Linked DNA regions of Homo sapiens: region 1 is linked to region 2. Evidence: read pairs that join two places in POLR2A ChIA-PET (ENCODE). Cell type or tissue: PC-9. All regions are shown on one strand. Each heading gives the region's core, and the rest is flanking DNA. Links, peaks and the distances in the headings are about the cores only. Region 1 overlaps SYN3 (synapsin III). Region 2 overlaps SYN3 (synapsin III).

Evidence for each region. ChIA-PET counts read pairs that join two places held together with the same protein. Peaks named below come from ENCODE experiments on the same cell type or tissue, not always from the same donor. Only the 100,000 strongest peaks of a DNase experiment are listed, where the experiment ranks them.
Region 1: POLR2A ChIA-PET joins it to region 2 with 10 read pairs; 4 of 35 experiments call an interaction of 5 or more read pairs at or near these places.

What each region holds. Positions count from the first base shown.
Region 1 is chr22:32,660,751-32,669,255 of GRCh38, reverse strand. The region is part of intron 6 of SYN3 (synapsin III); the gene reads left to right. It overlaps LOC105373002 (a long non-coding RNA gene), which reads right to left. Exons shown (of 4, transcript XR_938176.4): 4 at 4,690-8,505. Among named protein-coding and RNA genes, the nearest start is that of SYN3-AS1, 90 kb to the right of the region's middle. RefSeq lists an enhancer at 7,129-8,328. In PC-9, for the core only: no CTCF peak of the experiment used is centred there; a DNase peak (open chromatin) is centred at 3,405; H3K27ac peaks cover 834 bases.
Region 2 is chr22:32,610,855-32,619,359 of GRCh38, reverse strand. The region is part of intron 6 of SYN3 (synapsin III); the gene reads left to right. Among named protein-coding and RNA genes, the nearest start is that of SYN3-AS1, 40 kb to the right of the region's middle. RefSeq lists an enhancer at 2,726-3,225. In PC-9, for the core only: no CTCF peak of the experiment used is centred there; no DNase peak of the experiment used is centred there.

The sequences.
Region 1 (8,505 bases), core at 1,609-5,608, 51 kb before region 2:
TTAGAGAAAAATATCTCCTGACAGGATATCAGAGCATTCAGCATAATTTTTGGAGGCAGTAAAGGGTGTAGTTAAAGGACTAGCCTTAGTGTCTAAGAACCCGGTTTCAAATCCCAGATCTACAAGCCTAGGGAAATTACTTAGCCTATGACTCAGTTTCTGTATCTGCAAAATATAGATTTACATACCTGCCTCATAGGATTTTTGAGAAATTATAAAAGGTAACCTAAGTCAGGCACATAATAGTAAGAGCTTAATAAATGTCAACTGTTTTTATTCAATGTCTCCTTTGTTCCAGGGCCCTGCTAAGAATGTAGCAAATGCAAGGGTGAGTTTGTGAAATCATGTGGCTCCTAGAACACAGGGCACCATGAGCCTGGGCCCACTCTGGATCCTAAGGGGAGTTTCAGCAGCAGCAATCTGAACACTGGGGCCTTTCATGGGGCAGATGGCAGGTCCAGGAGTGCACGGGGACAATGTGAAGCTAAAAGCCAACCTCTCCTCCTTCTCCCTGCCCTCATCCCCAGATAGACTCACTGGAAGCATTTTTGTGTAGCATGCATTACATTTGGGCAGCCCTAATTCCATGCTGTTTGTCCCTTTACATCAGTTCTGCAATGGGATTGCTGGCTCCTTGAAATACCTGCAGCTTCCAACAACAACAACAAAGGAAGAAGGGAAGGCAGGAGTGGAGGAAGGAGGAGGAAGGAAGAGGGGAAGGAGAAGGAGAAGGAGAAAGGAAGGAAAGGAGTGAAGGGAGGAGGGAGGGGGAAATGAGGGAAGTGAGGAGAAACAAAACTGATTGTCATTTTCACTGAAAAGTTAATAACAATGTAACAATTTCTCATCCACAGGAAGAGGGGAAAGAGAAGGGGAAAGGAGTGAAGGAAGGGGGGGTGGAAATGAGGGAAGTGAGGAGAAACAAAACCGATTGTCATTTTCATTGAAAAGATAATTATGTAACAATTTCTCATCCACAGTTTCTTTTAACACTTCTAAACAATTGATTACTTTTAAAGTAAAACCTAATTTACACTCTTCATGTATACTTTCTACTTCTGCATCTATGAGGTGATTTTTCAAACATTTATATCACTCCTTGTGGTAAAAGTGTCCTTGTATACAATTCAAACACTGTGAAGGAGCATAAAGTAAAGAACAACCAAGCTGGGCACGGTGGCTCACACCTGTAATCCCAGCACTTTGGGAGGCTGAGTCAGGCGGATCAGGTCAGGAGATGGAGACCATCCTGGCTAACAGGGTGAAACCCCGTCTCTACTAAAAATACAAAAAAATTAGCTGGGCACGGTGGTAGGCACCTGTAGTCCCAGCTACTCGGGAGGCTGAGGCAAGAGAATGGCATGAACCCGGGCGGACTTGCAGTGGGCAGAGATGGCGCCACTGCATTCCAGCCTGGGCGACAGAGCGACACTCCGTCTCAAAAAAAAAAAAAAAAAGAAAGAAAGAAAGAAAAGTGATCTCCTCTTGGAAGCCTTCCCCGATCCTCTTCTTTCCCGACCTTGACTGACTGACTTTTCCAAAAACCTAAGCGAAATGCAGAAGGAGAGCTCTCTTATATGATGCCTTATGGAGATAAAAATGAACACATACTAAAGTATACAGTGGTATGGATTTGGAAGGCAACCCAGCAATTTAGCAAATAAAAATGTGCATCCCCTTTGACCCAGCAACCCACTTTAAGGAACTTGACCTACCCAAAAACCTAAGCAAGTGCGCAAAGACGGTGTGCCAAGACTTTGCAATACTTTTGTGTGATCAGCAGGGACTGGTTTAATAAACTTTAGTACTATAGGCTACTCCATGCTGATAGAAAAATATGTCAAGATATTTGTCATCTTGAAAAAAACTAAGTGTCAAATGATATACATAGTATGATCCCTTCAGTCTTACAGAAAGCATGATGGAAGGAAAGAGAGAATAAAGAAAGGGGAAAAGGGAGGGAGGGAAGGAGGAAGGAATGAAAGAAGGAAGCAAGGGAGGAAGGGAGTGAGTGAGTGAGGAAGAAGGAATGGAGAAGAAAGAAAGGGAGGAAAGGAGTGAGCGAGTGAGGGAGAAGGAATGAAAGAAGGAAGGAAGGAAGGGAGGAAGGAAGGAAGAGAGATTGTATGTTACCCTGAGATTTGGTTCTAAAGTCTGTGAATAAAACAAAAAGGGGCATAATTTAGCAGGGTTTCACTGTGTTAGCCAGGATGGTCTTGATCTCCTGACCTTGTGTTCCGTGAGGAGATCACTTTTCAACCAGACCTTGAAGGATGGCATGGTATTCAGAGAAACAGACAAAGGACATTCCAGGTAGAGGCTGGAATATGGAGTCAAAGACATTCATGGAGCTTGGTCGAGGTGGGGAGGTGGTTCATTATTCCTTGGTAAATCCTTGGCCATCACGTTACCTAGACCACAGCCCACCGCAAGGCAGGCTTAGATATTTGAACAAAATACATCAAGACAGACAAATAAGCAATTACATTCCAACAGGGGGAAACAGACAATGAACAGAAAATAAAGTCAACTGGATGGCATGTTAGATGGAGATAAGTGTTATGGGGAATAAAAATCAGGGATGGGAGATGGGGAATGTGCATGGGGAGCAGAAGGGGCCACCGTGTTAAACAAGGTGACCAGAGAAGGCCTCATGAGAGGGGTTACATCTGATAATGACCCATAGCAGGTGAAGGAAGGAGCCTTCCAGATTCCTGGGGAAAGAGCATTCCAGGGAGAGGGCCAGCAAGGACGAAGGGCCTGAGGTGGGAGAGTCCTCAGTGAGTTGGAGAAAGAGCAAGGTGGCCACATGGCCAGAGCAGAGTGAGAGAGGGGACAAAGGGGACAAGAGAGCTGAAGTCCTAAGGCCCTGGTGCTGAATGCCTGAAGGTGTCAGGCTCTGTGGCTTGTTTGGATTGTTTGGTTTGGGTTATTCTTTAGAGTAAGATGAGAAACTATTGAGAGGTTTTGAATAGAGGAGTGACACACTCCGACATGTGGTTCAAGGAGACCCTTCTGGGTAAAAGAGAGATGAGGACCAAAATGAGACCAATTCAAAGATTACTGGCATAATGCAGGTGATTTGGGCCAAGGTGAAGCAGTAATGGTGGAGGAAAATGACCATATTCTGAATGTATTTTGAAGGTAGAGGCTTTAGGATTTGCTCATGGATTGGGTGTGAGGTGTGAAAGATGAGAAAGCATCGAGAGAGCCGCAGGGTTTTGACCTGATGCTGCCATTAACTGAAGTAGGACTTAGTTTGGAGCTGGGGGAGAGATTCAAGGGCTCAGTTACAGATATAGTGTGTGATTTCGTTGGACATCAGAGTGCAGATGTCAAGAAAGCAGTTAGACATGTTAGAACAAATTCAGGGAGAGGTCAGGGCTAGAAGTATAAACAGATGAGTAATCAGCATATAGATAGTGTTAAGAGTCATTAGGCTACATGAGGTTACTAAAGGAATGAGTATGGACAGAAAAAGAGAAAAGGTCTGAGAGCTGACCCCTGAGACACTTCACTGATACAAAGTCAGGAAGGTAGAGGGGAATCTGTGATGGCGACTAAGGGAGGGCAGCCAGCAAGGTAGGAGGTTGGGTCCTAAAGGCCAAAACACACAAGTGTTTGACAGAAGAGCGCGTGATTAAATTCTGCTGCTAAAAATTCGCGATTGCAAAAATATGGAACCAGCCCAAATGCCTATTAATCAATGAAATTAATGGATAAAAATCTGTGATATATGTGAGACATATATATATATATATATATACACACACTGTGGCATACTACTCAGCCATAAGAAGGAATAAAATAATGGTATTTGCACCAACCTGGATGGAATTGGAAACCATTATTCTAAATGAAGTAACTCAGGAATAGAAAACCAAACATCATATGTTCCTCACTCATCAGTAGGAGCTAGGCTATGAGGATGCCAAGGCATAATAAGGAGGATACAATGGGCCAGGTGTGGTGGCTCACACCTGTAATCCTAGTACTTTGGGAGGCCAAGGTGGGTGGATCACCTGAGGCCAGGAGTTCAAGACCAGCCTGGCCAACATGGCAAAACCCTGTCTCTATTAAAAATACAAAAATTAGCTAGGCGTGGTGGAACATGCCTGTAGTCCCAGGTATGTGGGAGGCTGAGACATGAGAATCCCTTGAACCAGGAGGCAGAGGTTGTGGTGAGCCGGGATGGCACCACTGCACTCTAACCTGGGTGACAGAACAGGCTCTGCCCCAAAAAAAAAAAAAAAAAAAAAAAAAAGAATTATACATTATACAATGGACTTTGGGGATTCGGGAGGAAAGGGTGGGAGGGGTTGAGGGATAAAAGACTACAAATTAGGCTGGGTGCAGTGGTTCACGCCTGTAATCCCAGCACTTTGGGAGGTGGAGGCGGGCAGATTGGGAGGCCGAGGCGGGCAGATTATGAGGTTAGGAGATCGAGACCATCCTGGCTAACACAGTGAAACCCTGTCTCTACTAAAAACACAAAAAATTAGCCGGGCTTGGCGGCGGGCGCATGTAGTCCCAGCTACAAGGGAGGCTGAGGCAGGAGAATGGCATGAACCCAGGAGGCGGAGCTTGCAGTGAGCCGAGATCGCACCACTGCACTCCAGCCTGGGCGACAGAGCGAGACTCTGTCAAAAAAAAAAAAAAAAAAAAAAAAAAGCGACCAATTGAGTACAGTGTATGCTGCTCGAGTGACAGGTGCACCAAAATCTCAGATATCACCACTAAAGGACTCATTCATGTAACCAGACACCTCCTGTTCCCCAAAAACCTATGGAAATAAAAAATAATAAATAAATAAATAAATGCTGCTGTTAGGTCAAGAAAGACAAGGACTAAAACACCGACCACTAGATTTTCCCCTGAAAACTATTTATTACTTTTAACCAAGTGCTGGCCAAGTCTCCCTGGCCTTGGATGGAAGGCATATCAATTGCACATCATCAGCCAAGTACTGATTGGATGGTTTCAATTGCAAAGGGGAAATCTTATCTCCAAGTCATAAGGTGGGATTTCTGACAGAAGGAAGAGCACACATTAGGTGAAGAATGCTAGACTAGGAAGGAATGGAGTCAGATGGCATGGGCACCAGTCTTGGTTTATCTACTTGCTCCCTGTGTGACCTTAAGACTCCCTGTAGCTCTTACCATCTTCACATACAATATGATGGGTGGTGAGCAGAGCAGGGTTCTCTGAGAGACTTTTCATAGTCTCTTCTCAAGTCTAAAATTCAAAGACATTTCCCTATCTTAGTCAGGGATGGCTACATAATTTGCAGGATCCCTTTTTCAAAATGTGCAGTGTGGGGGGGGAATGCTGTTAAAGATACTAAATATAAAGCTTTTTCTTTCCTTCCACTATCTCTCTCTTGACTTGTCATAATGCTGTTTTAATTGCTATTTAATATCATTCTAGGTAAAATAAATAAATGAAATTTTACATTATTCACGTGGATTTTACCATTTACTTTTACATTGTGCAATGCAAAATTTTAAATGCAAATATGAAAACATTGAACTCATAAGCAGAATCAATAAAATTACACAATTCATATTTCATAGTTCCTACATGCTGTATTAGTCAGTTCCCACACTGCTAATAAAGACATACCCGAGACTGGGTAACTTATAAAGAAAAAGAGGTTTAGGCTGGGCGTGGTGGCTCATGCCTGTAATCCCAGCACTTTGGGAGGCCGAGGCAGGTGGATCACGAGGTCAGGAGATCGAGACCATGCTGGCTAACACGGTGAAACCCCGTCTCTACTAAAAATACAAAAAATTAGCCGGGCGTGGTGGTGGGTGCCTATACTCCCAGCTATTCGGGCGGCTGAGGCAGGAGAATGGCGTGAACCCGGGAGGCGGAGCTTGCAGTGAGCCAAGATGGCGCCACTGCACTCCAGCCTGGGCGACAGAGTGAGACTCAAAAAAAAAAAAAAAGAGAAGAAAAGAAAAGAAAAACAAGTTGAATGGGCTTACAGTTTCACATGGCTGGGGAGGCCTCACAATCATGGCAGAAGGCGAAAGGCACGTCTTACATGGCGGCAGCAAGAGAAAATGAGAGCCAAGCGAAAGGGGTTTCCTCTTACACAACCATGCTACACAAAACTAACTCAACTGTTTTTATTTCACTTCTGGATGCACACACATTCTTCCAACCCCCTCTACTTGAGGCTTACTGTTGAGTAAGTAAGGACTAAAAGAAAAGTGAACTATGAATTGGCCTACCTTTTTCTTTTTTTCTGTGTCATCATATTCAGTATAAATTATTGGCTAGTAAGAAGGAACATGAGGGAATCTCTTGGTTGGTTGTTTGCTTTTCTCAGAAAGTGATTGTCTTCCTCATCTGTAAAATGGGGATACTTTGTAAGGCAATTTTAAAACAGAAAATTCATCTATCCACTCATGTAATTCTATACCACGCACAGTGCTTGGAACACATATGTGGTCAGTAAATATTTTAAGTGCTAAGAATTCAGTGTGGCTCAAGTTGGGAGGATGCTGAGGTACATAATAAAAATAACAGCTCAGCAGTAATTGAGTATTTATTATGTGCCAGGCATTGTGTTAATGCTATTGTATTAACTCATTTCCTCTTAATGACAGCCTTATGAAGTAGGTATTTTTATTACCCCCATTTTACAGATGAGGAACTTGGAAAGGTCAGTAACTTGGCCAAAGACCCGTAGCCAGTTAAGTGGCATATCTGGGAGTCAGGCCCAGGTCAATAAGATGCCAAAGCATGTGCTTTGGAACACTGACTATATTGGTCCCATAGTTACTTGGTAATAAAATCAAAGTAGTCAAAGAGCTATGGAGGGAAATGATGAGTTCCATCTGGGGAATCCAAGAAAGGCACTGAGAAGGCAGCTGTATGTACACGTCTGTAGCTCAGGAATGATGAACAGACTATAGATAAGATTTGGGAGTCCTCAGCTGAATGATAGCCACTGAAACCGTGAACATGGATATGAGTTAAGATAAGACAGCCCTATAGAACTAAGGCATCTGAGAGCCAAGGGAGGAGAAAAGAATGCCGAAAAGGAGACGTTGCAGAGGTAGGAGTGGATGCATAGGGGGAATACCTGGAAACCTGTGGACATTAATTCACATGCTACAGAGATGACCAATCAGATGACAACTGCAAAAAGACCTTTAGATTTTGCACGTGTCCCCACAGATGACTCCGGGTAAAACAGACTCCCTAGACTGGTAGATAAGGGGAAAGGGACAATGGAGAGATTTATAACTAAACTTGGTATGACTTTTCATCTGTCACATTCCATGGAAAAAAATTATCCTTTGTCAAACTACATTTCCTGACTTGGAGGCTAAGAAAAGTCAGTCACTGCAGCAAGATGCAAGATGCAACTTGGCTGTGGACATTTGCCAAGCCACTTACGTCCCCTCTTGAGGCCTCAGTTTCCTCATCTGTACATAGAGTTATTGGATGAGACATACTCTAAGTTTTCTCCCAGATCCAAAATTCTATTCCCTTCCGTTCCAGATGCTCTTTGAGGATGTTGGTGTTGACAAGAAAGGTGGGGGGAAAGAGAAGGACCCTGCTTGACCGCGACAGGTCCCCTTGTATCCTGTTCCCTCTCCATCTTATTTTCTCCACAGTGCTCTAGGGCAGCTGTGGAGCCAATGATGAAAACCACATGTTTCTGGGCAGCCCTGCTGTTGCACAATGCCGCCAAGGGGAGGGCAAAAAAGAAAGAAAGAAAGAAAAAAAAGAAAGTAAGTAAGAAAGGAAAGAAAAGAGCTTTGGAATTCTCGGCTTCTACAGACAATTCCCCCATTGATGTGCTGTGAGTCACGGCGGGCCGCCAGGCCATCATGGTTTCTGAATCACTTCCTTCAAGAGGGGCTCTCCACTTGTTCCCGGGCTGACTTTGGCCAGGGCTGGAATGCAAGGAGATTGGACCCTTTGGAGTGGTTCTGACTGCCTTCCTCTTTGCTGGAGCCCCAGAGGGGAAGGTGGAGGTGCTAGGCAGCAGGGCGTAGGGGTCTGAATGGAATTGAAGACAGCAGAGAAGCAGGTTGGACCTGCTTGTCCCAATTGGTGGACCCAACTCATGCCCCTCTCTCTCCCTCTGTTAGAGAAGAAAATGATGTAAAAATCCCAGATTAAAGGCCAAAGTTTTCTCTGGTGGGCACTAGACTCAGCCAGATCCGGAATTTCTATCCTCTCCACCTTGACATCCTGGCTGATGTGGACAAGGTTGACACCTTTTGAGCAGAGATAGGTTAAAGTTGATCCCAGCCATGTCTCCAATGGCTCACATTAGGGAACCTTGAACGGCACTCTCAGTCTCCCATCTTGCAATTTCCATCTTTGAGGTCAAGGATGTTAATGGCCCAAGAAGCCCTCGCCTGGGTGGTGGTCCTTAGGTGAGAGTCTGTTTTAAGTTCTTGCTTAAAATAAGCTTCACTTTTTTTCGGCCAAGACCCTTAATCCTTGCTCTGGGCCAGACTCTGCGTAGGCACCATGGAT
Region 2 (8,505 bases), core at 2,451-6,450:
AAAGGCTGGTATTTATTAGCAGGCTATGAACTTTATAGGATTTCAGGTCTATGTGCCATTTAAATTAATCACTTTTATTTTACAAATGAATAAATTAAAATCCAGTGGTAAAGCGACTTAGCCACGATCATATGGTTAGGTAGGCCAGTGCTGTCGGACCTCAACGTGTTCATGAATCACCTAAGCATGCTGTGAAAATGCAGAATCTGAGCAGCCGGTCTGGGGTGGGGCCTGAGAGTCTGCATTTCTAACAAGAGCCCAGGTGATGCTGATGCTGCTGGCCCTGCAACCAAATGCTCAATATTAAGGCTCTGGACCTCACAGATTCTATAGAGAGGAGGTCACAGGTAGAAACACCTGCATTTAGAGTCCTCTCTATTATTTTGCAGTCCTTCAGCTTAGACCCATTTTACCAGTGGGTAAACTGAGCTTCACAAAGAAAGTGTTGGCATTGGATCTACTCCCTGAGGTTTTACAGAAGGGGGCCCAAGGTCCTCCATCACCAGGCAACTCCTAGAGAGCTGAGCTTAAGGAGCTGTGGCCCACTTTGAACTTTCAGCTGTTCAAGGTAGGGGCTTCCTTTCCTGCTGAGACCTTGGGCTGTGGGCCATCTTTTCACTTGTTGCGGACTCAGCTCATGATGTTGTCCCAGGGGTCTCTAAGTCCCAGGGCCTGAGATTGTCTGGTTAGTGATTTAGGAGCTTGGCAGCCTCTCTTGTTCTATTATGCAGCCTCTGAACATTCCGTCCAAAGGCCTTCTGGCACGCCACACATTTTCAGAATGAAAGGGGGGAAAATGAACATTGCCCTTGCTCATTTGCCTAATTTAAAAGCATCTAGAAGCTTTTTTTAGAAGGGGGAAAGAAACACCATCCATCTGAAATGGAGGAAGCACCTCATCAAGGAGCCAAGAGAGATGTGGAGACATAAGTTTCGAGGGCTGACACATTCATAGACAAACCTTGTGCCCGGTTTGTTTGTTCCCATCCACTTTCAGCTTGGAAACCACTGCCTTTTTGGAAGCTCTCGTGCTGGGAGGAAATTGCTTTTTCCTAAGGGGAGACCTGAACCCTCCTCGCCCCACTCAGGCATCAGTTTCCTACAATTTCACACGAGCTCAGTTTGGCTCCCGAACATTTATTGAGGGGCTACTCTACGACTCTGTGTCAGGCACTGTGCTGGATCTGTCCGTTCGATCATCAAAGATTTAGTGGTTAGGGAGAGCCCTGTGCTATACATTTCCGTATTCACTTAACAGTGGTTTATTACCAGGCGTCATGCCAGGCTCCGGGGATAAGAAGGGACTGAGATAGGCGTGATGTGGCTACACCTAGTCTAGCCAGAGAGAGAGTCACTAAGTGATCCTTATTGATGTATTGCAATAAGGAATTACTTATTGTGATAAGTAATCACAATAGAGTGCCTACTACTAAGGCAGATAGAAGAGGTCTTGCTCCAGAAACAGCATAGAGGAGAAGGCAGGTCGCCCACCTAGACTCGCAGCTGACAAGCTCTCCTCAAGCCTCGGGCAGGGTCCTCTCCCTGACCCCAACCCCTCCTCTCCCTAACCCTGCCTCCCTCACACACACCCCTTCCATCTTCCAGGCACCAGCCAGAGAAGAGTTCTTTCTTAAATGAGAATCTAATGGTGTCATTCCCCTACTAAAAATTCTTTACTGGGCTTCCCACTATTTGCAGGATTAAGTCCAAACTTCTCAGAATAGTTTACGAGGCTTTTTACAATTTGGCTCCAAATCTACCTTTCAGCCCTGGGTCCCACCCCGCTTCCCCATCATTCATCCTTCTCTCTCCCTATACTGAATATCCTGAGCTCCACGGGATGACTCAGAACAAGGGGCTCTCTCTCTTTAAAAAAAAAAAAAGAAAAAAAAAGATGTGTCATGGAAATGTTCAAATGTAAGCAAATGCAGAGTCAGTGATGTGAGGCGCCTCCGTATTCCCATTGCCCAGTTCCAGGACGTGCCCAATCTCATCACCTCCACGTCCCCACCCATCCCCGCTCCAAACCCCACACTGGATTATTTTAAAGCCAATCCAAGACACCATGTCCTTTCATCTGAAAATACTTCAGCATGTATTTCTGACAGATGAGGAGGGTCCTTCTTTTTTTGTTGAGGCTCCAAGTTTGTTGGGGGCAGAATAACTGAATTTGTGGTACAGCTTTAATGTGCACGTTTAACAAGCCAATGTTTTTAACACACACCCACATCCATACACACACGGCGTAGTGATTGTATGTCTGCCCTCATTTGGAGAGACCATTGAGGAATCTCTATTTGAGGCCCTTCTTAAACGTGAAGCCTTGGCCAGCCCTTCCCTCCCGCAGCGCCTTCCATTGACCTTCCATCCCTGTGGTTGGCCCTGTTTCCTGAATCCTCCAACCACTTTCACACCTTTGGGCCTTGTGTCCTTTGTGGCCACTTCTGCCTGGAACGTCCTTTCCTCTGTTGGGCACACTCCTGCATGACCAGCAAAGCCCAGTGCAAATTTCCCCTATGCACTGTCCATGATACCTCTTCCAACAACCTCCTGTCCTCCACAGGTCATCACTCACTCTTCTTTGCTTCTATAGCATTTTTTCTTCGTAATTCTCCTGAATGTTGATATTTCTGAGTTGAAATCATTTGCTTACAGATCTGCTGCCCCCACCAGCCTGGGAACCCTTCGAGGGTAGGGTCTGGGTCCTTTCTGTGTCCCCCAGAGAGGCGATCTGGTCCCCAAGCATGGATTCTGGCTTCAGCCTTGCCTGGACAAGCTATTGAATTGAGTCTCAGTGGTCTTGTTTGTGAACTAGGGATGCTATTATACTCAGCACTATGACAGGCCTCTCGTGTGGATTCAGTGCCCTGTGTCTGTGCGGCTACTGTGGCCCGACTGCCACAAGGAGACACTGAACAATTGTGACCTTCATCACCAGGTGTCAGCAATGACTCCTCCCTCAAAGGGGCCCCTCAGCCAGAGACATGTCCGTCCTTAGCATAAGGCCCTAGTCGTGTTTGGGCCCTGGTCGTTTTCCCCTCTGTCAGAGACCCTGGAAGTTTCCTGGCTGGTCCTGGGCCACTGAGCCTGCAGTAAAGGACCATGGACCAGCTCGCCACCTCGAGGCTCCTGCTGCCCCTCACCTCCTGCCCCCCACCTCCTGCCCCCATGCAGGAGAGCAGGCCCTGCGAACTCTGCACCCTTCCCTGGGGGCTTCTACACGGAAACTCAGTGCTGTCACTCCGGCTCCTGGCTGGGTCCAGGGGAATGCCCCTCTCTCCTCGCAGCTTGCAGGGAACTCCTGGCATCCTGCATTCCCTGGGAACTTCAGGTGTCTAGGAAGGCTCCGTCTGCCAGGCCAGTTGTGACCTAGGGAGGATCTTGCAGCTTGGCTTTCAGCCAATCCATTCCCACACGTTCACTCACAGAAGTTAGGGAGACTCCGCCCCCATTGCATTCCCTCCACTTTGCAGCTGAGAAGCTGTCCCTGTCGTACCTGGATGCCCTTTCTCCCAGGAAGACCTCCTCTGGCCCAGCCGTGCTGTGAACGAGCCCCAAAACAGCCCTCCTCTTCCCAAATCTCTACTCCCTGCAGACAGGTGGGAAAAAGCGGCCTGTGTTATTCTCTCTGAGCACTGCTGTGATGTTTCACACACTAGGGTGGGTTTAAAACTGCTTCATGGCCAGCCTCTTAGAACAAGTATGATTCCCTTATTAGAGCGTGCTATCCCTCAAAGCCCACTCCCTAAACTGAGAGCAGTGGCGTTCCCACCTTGTGACTTTTCCCACCTCCTCCAGAATGTGGCAGAGCTGGATGGAGCCGAGCCCTGCCACTTACTGCGACCCTGTGCCCCTGTTGTTCCCTCCCTGACTCCATTTCTCCATCTGTAGTTTTCTTTCTTTTTTTCTTTTTTTTTTTTTTTTTTTAGATGAAGTCTTGCTCTGACGCCCAGGCCGGAGTGCAGTGACACAACCTCAGCTCACTGCAACCTCCGCCTCCTGGTTTAAGGGATTCTCATGCCTCAGTCTCCCAAGTAGCTGGGATTACAGGCGCCTGCCACCATGCCCAGCTAATTTTTGTATTTTTAGTAGAGACCGGCTTTCACCATGTTGGCCAGGCTGGTTTCGAACTCCTGACCTCAGGTGATCCACCCACCTCAGCGGTGGATCCCAAAGTCTGGGATTCTTCCCATGGCTGGGATTACAGGCATGAGCCACTCGCACCCGGCCTCCCATCTGTAGCTTTCAAAGAGTCATTGCGAGGATCAAAGGAGTTAAACGCACATCAGCACTTAGCAGAGTGTCACCACTGTCGGCTCCCAACCACGGTGGGGGTAATTTTTTACTTTCCAATTATTCTTCCCCATTGGCAGTATTTTTTTTTTTTTGGAACATTTGTCTGAAATTTGCAGAATAAAAGGTCCCTTGGAGTCAGGGGCTGTTTCCATGGGGCCAGCACAGTATGTGCTTCATAAAGTTTTTTTTCCAGTGCAGAAGACTGGGGATGGAACAAAACTACTTCTGGATTCCGAGGAGGGGGCCCCGCTCTTGAGTTTTAAGGCTTGGGTTTCACAGCTTCATTTGACAAGCTTGAACCTCAGTTTCCTTATTTATAAAGTTGAGGTAATGCCTTCGGCCTTTTGTATATCATTAATAATAGCTACAAATGCAGAATGAAGTGGAGATTGAAGGATGATGACTAGAAATGGGACCTGCCCACAGTCTCTGCTTCCCAGGCCTCAGTTTCCTCCTTTGTGTGATGAAGGAGCTCTGCTGCTCTGGGTGACCTGTGAGTCCCCACCTCCCCACCACTGGTCAGACAGGGTTCATCCCCCTGTCCACTCAAGGGGAGACCCCAATATAGTGTAATGAAGAAAACTGGGGGTCTTGGCAGCTGCAATAACCCTCAAGGGACCATCAAATCCCTCCACTGTGTCCATACAGAGCTGCCTGACCCCAGGCCCAGGAAGGAGCTGGAGTGACCCTTGTCCATCTCTCTCTTTGGGCTCAGAGTCAGTATCTCAGGGCAGCCTTCCCTGTTACCCACACACATCCATCGGCTGCAGATACATGGCACACCGGTAGCCCATTAAACCCCTGCCAGCCTCTACCACGGAAGCCCAGATTCCTCCTGTCAGATGTCACTTTGGAAAGCTGAGAGCAATGGAGTGAGACAGAACAGCAGTTGCAGGAATGCAGTTGGGTTAACAACAATAATACCAACAGCCAGCACTCCCTGTATGCCCAGCTGAGTGCTTTGTGCCGGTTAATTCATTTAAACCCTGAGACAACCTCTGTGGAGCATCCTACTTTTAGCCCTATTCACAAATGCAGAACTTGAAGCACAGAGAAGTGAAGCAACTTGCCCAAGGACACACAGCTCAGCAGTGGTAGGGCTGAGATTCAAGCGCAGGTGGTCTGGCTTCAAAGACTGTAGTTTTAAGTGCTCACTGTGTTTTGCAGCCTCTTCCGTAGGTGGAAGGAAGGGTGAAGGAGAAGCTAAAGAAAGCATGGTGCACCCTAGGCAGGGCTGAAAAACAACAAAGACACCAAGAGAGCACCAGTCACCTGGAATGGCAGAGGGTTTGATACAGGGGAGTTTTTGATACTCTAAAAGTAGTTCAGTCAATACGTAATAATGATAATGGTAACAACAACAGCACCTGACGTTTACAGAGCTCTCGGCAATCTGTGTGCCTACATTCATTCAATGAATCCCATCAACGAATCCTTACAGAGGACCTACTCCATGTTGGGCAACCAATGAACAAAATGAATGCTATCCTTGCCCTCACGGAACTCAAATAAACGTGGAAATAAATATATCAGGGCAAACCCAACTTTAGCTTTCCTTGTTGGCAGGATTAACTCCAGGTCTCAAAGCTTCCCCTCTGAATGGCTTCAAAGTTAGCCATGGCATAAGAGCTCTTGAAAAAATGAAGGTCATTTTCAGAAGGGAGGAGGCAATGGCCTTGCAAGGAGGAGGGAGGGCTAGAGATAATTCTCTCTCCTACCCTGCTGCTGGTACCCTGTACCAATATTTATTTATTCATATTTATTTATTTGTTATTTATTTACTGTATTATATTAATTCATTCTCACATTGTTATAAAGAACTACCTGAGACTGGGTACTTTATTTAAAAAATTAATTAAAATTTTTTAATTTATTAAAAAAAAAGGAGGCTTAATTGAGTCACAGTTCCACAGGCTGTACAGGAGGCATGGCTGGGGAGGCCTCAGGAAACTTACAATCATGGTAGGAGGGTGAAGGGGAAGCAGGCACATTTGCACATGGCAGCAGGAGAGAGAGAAGAGGAAGTGCCACACACTTTTAAACCATCAGTTCTCGTGAGAACTCCCTTACTATCGCAAGAACAGCAAGGGAGAAATCTGCCCCCATGATCCGATCACCTGCCACCAGGTCCCTCCTCCCAACATTGGGAAATATAATTCAACATGAGATTTGGGTGAGGACACAGAGCCAAACCATATCATTTATTTATTTATTTATTTATTTAGGACACAGGGTCTCACTTTGTCACCCAGGCTGGAGTTCAGTGGTGCAGCTGCTCACTGCAGCCTCCAATTCCTGGGCTCAAGTGATCATCCCACCTCAGCCTCCCAAGTGGCTGGGACTACAGGCATGTGCCACCATGCCTGGCTAATTTTTTTTTCTTTTATAGAGACAAGGTCTTACTATGTTGCCTTGGCTGGTCTTTAACTTTTGGCCTTAAGCGATCCTCCTGCCTTGACCTCCCAAAATGTTGGGATTTCAGGCGTGAGCCACCATGCGTGGCCTCCAGTATTTCTCTATACTTTTTTCTTTAGCCCCTAAAGCGAAACTATTTTTCTACTCGCAACACTTCTGACACTAAATATGTGGGTTTTCCATACCAAGTGATTATCCAGTTCTCTGTGGATACCAACTGAGTGTCCTGCAATTGAATTCAATTCTGACACTAACTATCTGGAGTTAGCATAGATCCTACCGGTTAAGGGCTCAGTCCCACAAGACTGTCCCCCACTTCAGAAGCCAGTTGCAAATTTGGGTGCCCATGGTACCCACACTTTTGTCTGACTGGTTGGAGTTGGAGTTGGAGTTCGCATAAGTCCCTGCTCATATTTGATAATTTGCTATAACTGCTCACATAATTCAGGAGACACTTTACTTATATTTATTGGTTTATTATAAGAGATGTGAGAAAGGATATAAAGAACAGTCAGATGAAGAGGAACATAGGGCAAAATCCAGAAGGGTCCCAAGGACAGGAGCTTCTATCACCATGGAGTTGGGGCACACCACCCTCCTAGCACACGGAGGTTTTCAGCAACCCGGAAGCTCTCCAGTTCTGTAGTTGAGGGATTTTTATGGAAGCCTCATCACATAGGCATGAAGAATTATTAGTTCAATCTCTATCCCATCTCTCCTTCCCAGAGGATGAAGGGTGGGACTGAAAGATTCAAGCCTCAATCTGGTGACCAGCCCCCATCCTGAAGCTATCCAGGAGCCCACCAAGAGTGGCCTCATTAGAACAAAAGATGCTCCCAGCACCCCTGTCACTCAGGAAATTACAAGGCTTTTAGGAGCTCTGTCTCAGGAACTGGAAGCACAGACTAAATGCATGTTTCTTATCACGTCACAGCATCCTGAACATTCTTCCTTCTTAGCCCTTCTCTTTATCACCTTGCTCATGGGATGACAAAGTAAGAATAAGCCAGAAGCAGAGATCTTGCTCACCCCAATAATTGTACAAAAGATCTAGCTCAGCTGGGTGCGGTGGCTCAAGCCTGTAATCGCAGCACTTTGGGAGGCCGAGGCGGGCAGATCACGAGGTCAGGAGTTCGAGACCAGCCTGGCCAACATAGTGAATCCCCACCTCTACTAAAAGTACAAAAATTAGCCAGGCATGGTGGTGCGTGACTGTAATCCCAGCTACTCGGGGGACTGAGGCAGGAGAATCATCTGAATCTGGGAGGCAGAGGTTGCAGTGAGCCGAGATGGTGCCATTGCACTCCAGCCTGGGCAACAGGGCGAGACTCCATCCCCCCCACAAAAAAAAAAAAAAAAAAAAACAAAAAAAAAACTCTAGCTGAAGCCCTCTGCTCTCAAATGGCCAAAGATACAACAGTGGATGAGACGGAAAAGGTTTCACACAGGATGCAAGACCCTGCAAGCTAGTGTTGGTTCACTTGTGAAAACCCTCCTTCTTCCCAAATGTTAAAAATTCATGAGCTGCCCAGTTAGGTATAGAAATCACTTCTGATCCAGGGCGTTGCCAAAGTATTACCCATATTCTTGAGATTTCCTAGACATTCATTTGTCTTCATGGTCTGCAATCACTGGAAATACATATCCAGGTCATTCCAAAATATAATTAAACGTCAGACACCATCCATACAACAGAATACTGTGTGGCAATAAAAAGAATGAAGCACTGATAAATGTTACAACATGGATGAACCTTCAAAACAAAGTGGCTGGACGCAGTGGCTCATGCCTATA